Regions from separate parts of the Homo sapiens genome. Here region 2 is linked to region 1. Evidence: read pairs that join two places in POLR2A ChIA-PET (ENCODE). Cell type or tissue: OCI-LY7. All regions are shown on one strand.

The links. Peaks named below come from ENCODE experiments on the same cell type or tissue, not always from the same donor. Only the 100,000 strongest peaks of a DNase experiment are listed, where the experiment ranks them.
Region 2: POLR2A ChIA-PET joins it to region 1 with 6 read pairs; 2 of 35 experiments call an interaction of 5 or more read pairs at or near these places.

The regions. Positions count from the first base shown.
Region 1 is chr3:122,405,618-122,408,117 of GRCh38, reverse strand. FAM162A (family with sequence similarity 162 member A) reads right to left here. Exons shown (of 5, transcript NM_014367.4): 4 at 729-837. Among named protein-coding and RNA genes, the nearest start is that of WDR5B, 9.2 kb to the left of the region's middle. RefSeq lists an enhancer at 1,609-1,658. In OCI-LY7, no CTCF peak of the experiment used is centred here; no DNase peak of the experiment used is centred here.
Region 2 is chr3:122,062,992-122,065,491 of GRCh38, reverse strand. The region is part of intron 1 of CD86 (CD86 molecule); the gene reads right to left. Among named protein-coding and RNA genes, the nearest start is that of CD86, 8.9 kb to the right of the region's middle. In OCI-LY7, no CTCF peak of the experiment used is centred here; a DNase peak (open chromatin) is centred at 1,381; H3K4me3 peaks cover 341 bases; H3K27ac peaks cover 1,043 bases.

The DNA of each region.
Region 1 (2,500 bases):
CTATTACCTGAATTGGGTCTAGGTTCACACTGTGGCTCGTCATTAAGGAGATATGTGGCCTTGGGCAAGTTACTAAAGCTTTCTAAGCTATAGTTTTCCTCATCTATAAATCAGGTCCTAATAATACTTATCTTACAGTGTTTTTGTGAGGTTCAGATGAGATACCAGCTAGAAAAGTACCTGGAATGCAGTGAGTGTTCAATTAGTGATAGCTATTAATTATAATCTGTGCTAAAGATTTCTGGACTTGTATTCCTATGTACTGCTTAGGAGCTGTGGTCCTTAGACACATGGCCCTGTCTGGCTGAGCTTCAAATAAAGAACCCCGCTAAGAAAGCTCACCATGCTGAAGGCAGTTATGGTGAGGGTAAATACACTTGGGTACCAAGAGCACTCTGGAAATATGCAGTGGGTGATTAAATATGCCAGTGTCCTATTTCTTAATTTACATTATGACACCTGTCATCAGAAACACTTTTTAAATTTACATTACACAAAATGAATCTAGTCCTTCTTCACCACGCCAAAGTTAGGATTTGCTATCTATCCCCAAGGATGATATTCCAGGCTTGTTCCCAATATGTCTTATTTTTTTGCTTATCTTTTCTCATGTAATGTAGAAAGTAGCCTCCTCTTCTCAGAGGGTAAATACAAGGGTCAATCCCTGATTTACTCTAGGTTCTTGGTGGAGAACATACATACTGGATAGAGAAGAAACCCCTTCTCACCTTCTTGCCCTCAATAACCATGAAGATGCATCCTACCACCGTCAGGGCAATCATTAGATAGCTGATCTTCACTCGCATCTTGTTCTTTGCAGCATCAAGCATCTCCAACCTAGTAATACAATGAGATCATGAGAGAAAGTTATTAACTTTTCCCTTTCTGAAGTTGCTCAGGATAAAAGGCTGTGTATAAATTCAAAATGTAGTAGTGTCTATAAATATAAATAGGGAGACCTAGAGATCTCTTTAAAAAGGGCCTAGAGATCTCATAGGACTTTGGGGAGGATGAGGCATTTTTCGTAACTCATTTATGTATAAAATACAGGATAGCACACAATTAAGTACAAAAGAAGAAAACAAAAAGAGAAGTCAAGAACAAAGCCAAAAAAAAAAAATGGGCAAGGCATATTAATCTACACTTGCTATGGTGGACCCCAATTTTGGCTCTCAGGTTTCCAAGCAGCCTATAAATGCTAGAAGTGAAACAGTCATTTCTCCCTGAGGTTCTTAAGAAGACATTATGTGATGTAGTCATCGTCTGAAAACATCTCGACAACAGATACTACAATAAGCTTCATATGTTTCAACACAAAGCACAATTCAGAATGATCAAACATTGGAGAAAGTTAACCAATGTGCTCCATATACCCAGCTTTTTGCTCTCTGTCTTGAACCCAGAATAGATTTGAGAATATCTAAAATAGTAGGAAGATCCTTTAAGCAATGCTCCTCAATATTTATCTTTTTAAACAAATGTTTTGCTAAAATTGAGTGACAGTGAACTTGATATTGTGGTCTTTGGCAAGTGCCAAAGTGCAGCTCTTCTAACCTATCTACTGAATACAGACCCATGTGCCTTAAAAAAAAGTTGATGGTTGGTTCATCATTCTTGTGTGAAACCTAAGAGGCTTAATATAGAAGAGTCTAAAGGCCAATCTACCTTGGTGATTTTGCAAGTAGGCAGTGAGTCATGGTTCTATTTTTAATTTACTTTATTTAAAGAGATGGGGTCTCACCATGTTGCTGACTCAAAATCTTAGACTGAAGCGATCCTCCTGCCTCAGCCTCCTGAGCAGCCGGGGCTATAGGCATGCATTGCCACACCTGGTGGTCACGATTCTGTTACCTCGGTGTCTGGCAGAACCTCAAGGCAGGGGATGTGGAGCCCTTATGGGGCCCAGGATTAACTTATGGCCTTCTCAGTAGATGTGTAAATAGGAAGTGATTATCTCTAGATGATGGGATTGAAGTGCTTTCTTTCCCCTGAGATATTTAACATATATTACTTTTAAAATTGGGGAGGGGAGTACTTTAAAAATGCTTGGAAGGAGGCAAAGAGTCTGGGATGTTGCAGGTGGAAGGAGGAAGATGATGAAGCCATGTACAATGTGATGTAGGAGCTGGGACCTGTGAGGCAGCATGTGGACGGGGTTCTCCAGGCACTTAAGCTGGGCCTGCAGGCTGGCAGGAACCCAAGACAACTGCTAAGGACTGTCAAATTGGTCAGTTAGGAGCACCTGAGATTCCACTAACCACAAACTGACTTCCCATGTTGACGGTATTTTATGGGATTTGAAGTGCCATGATCCTCATGAAAAGTAATCCATTCCATAGGGAGTAATAGGAATGGGCAAGTTAAGCAGTGCCTGTTCAGAACTACCAGCACAAGGACAAATGGCTGCCCAGGCCCAGAAAAGACCCTTCCAGAGTGATTCGTGAGGTAGTATTTTGGGCCTGAGGGGATCTTGGAACCAACTATTAGGCAGACTGAGGAA
Region 2 (2,500 bases), 340 kb after region 1:
AATTCTCCAGAAGAGCTGGAAATCTAAACTTATGTGAATTCTCCAGACTTTTGAAATATTGGCAATTAATTATGATTAAGGTTTTTGTTTTGTTTTGTTGTTTTGATGACTCTCTGTCTATGGACCATTTTTAGTCCACCAGCTTTTACTTTTCAATCTCTGGCTTTTACCTTTATCGTATGGTTGCCAAAAATTGTTTTGGACATGGCTCAACACAGCTCTCTCCAAGCTCAAATCTTTTCATCCACAAATGTTTCTTGCTGCTAGAAGTAATGTCTTCCTTCCCTGATCTGCCATAATATATAGCATGGTTGTTCATAGCTTGGCTCTGGGATCAGACTGGCATTTGGAATCCTGGTTGTGTTGTCAGCTATGTAACTAAGAGAGACTCAGTTTTCACTTATGGAAAATCAGGGATAATACTACTTACCTCCTGCAGTTATGATGATTAAATGAGATCATATATGATACAATATAGTTTGCCATAATTCCTTTTAGAGGCTAAGACATATTAGCTATGGTGATATCTCTTCCCATAGAAGCTTCTAAACAGGATTTCTATCTGATTCATCTTCATCTTTCCAACATTAAATAAAACTTTATTGAATAAATTAATAGTCAAATAGTTTCAGCCCCCTACTTTCTCGCTCTGACTCACTAAAGCCTGGGCCCCAATATAATAGTCCTAAAATATTCCATTTACAATTTTCTCACTCTCTCCTGAACCTCTGATGCATTAACAGAGGTCAGAGGTAAAACTGGTGATTTATACCAAACCAGCCCCTCCAGATATTGAGCTATTATATAAATATTAGGATTTCACTGGTAAGTTTGTCTTTCTGGCTCCTCTTGAAATATAAGACTTGGCTGTTCTGAACCACATCCTTATACACAGGACAACAGAGTGGTGACCAGAAGCACTTCTTGAAATGGGGCTCGCCTGTGGACATACACAGCTTCTGCCATTCATACGTCATGGAGCTGTACGTAAACCACAGGCCTGCATCACTCACTTCTGTCATCTGAGGATCTATGTTGGCCATTTGCAGCATACGGGCTGTACCTCACTACTAGATTACTTTTCAACTTGATTTCATCCTGCTCAGCAGAGCAATGTAATTGTACTGAAGATCTGGCAATTTTAGTCAAAGAAATAACCCTATTTCCATAATCCCATCAATCAAGAGGTAACTACTATGACTATCTTATTTTTTACTATGCTATCTTATTTTTATGCTTTTTTTTTTTCCTCTTGGTGCTCCCCCTTGCTCCAGCATCATCCCCACCTTAGGAGCAGCTACCCTTCGTTGTCCTGCTTTGTCAACCCTGTGTCACAACTGTCTGGTCTGGATGGTGCAGAGGCATGGTTTATGCACTGCCTCAAAAGCTGCCTGTGAAAAGACACTTTCCCTTCCCCTTTCTCTCTTGTTTGGCTGATTCATCTGTCCTTGGATGGTTTTGCATGAGCTGACTTTTTGGAGTTGTTGGGCAGCTCCTGATCCAAGATTAAAGGACATTACTTTGTTTGTTTGTTTTGTAAACCAATATTTATGCCAAGATTTTTCTGTGCAAATATATTCTCAATTAAAACACCGGCTTCTCAATTCCTGATATGGAGCTTTCTTTCTAAAATTCTTCCTAGGCCAGGTGCGGTGGGTCACACCTATAATACAGCACTTTAGAAGGCCAAGGTGGGCAGATCACTTGAGGTCAGGAGTTTGAGACCAGCCCCATGATGAAACTGTGTCTCTACTAAAAATACAAGAAAATTAGCTGGGTGTGGTGGCGTGTCCTGAACCCGGGAGGTGAAGGCTGCAGTGAACTGAGATTGCACTACTGCACTCCAGCCTAGGTGACAACGTGAGTGAGACTCTGTCTTTAAAAAAAAAAAAAAAAAAATCTTTCTATGTACTTACTTAGTTTTAGGAACCATTTACCAAAATAAAACACACATTCTGTGGATTATTTTCTTTACAATTCTGTATGTAGCCTTATGTTGTCTTCTCTCATTAAGGAGTCATTATTAACTTCATTTTTAACTTACTTACCTATTCTTCTACTTATTTAGGTTGATTCTTATTTTTCATTACATTAAATAATGTAATAAACATTTTGGTGCACAAATATGTTTCCGTAGCTCTTGTTATTTAACTAGCTAGATCCCTAGAGGTGAAATTATTAAAGCAAGATATATAAACATTTTTATAATTAAAAAATGGTAGTTTATATATCTTCTAGAATTAGAAGTGTAAGTTTGAATACAGTTCATGATTACTAATGAGCAAAAAAATCTTTGTAAATGAAAAGCAAACTTAAAATATTTGAAGTCCAGAAAGCGAAAAAGAAAGTTTTCATAGACAACTTCATGAAAGCACTTACGTGATTACAGTTATAGAATAGAATTTTATTTTAATGATTTTGGCACCCTACCTTACATAAAATTTATTTTAGGCAGCTTTGTTGCTTGACTTTCACCTGATTCAACTGCATTTGGCATGCC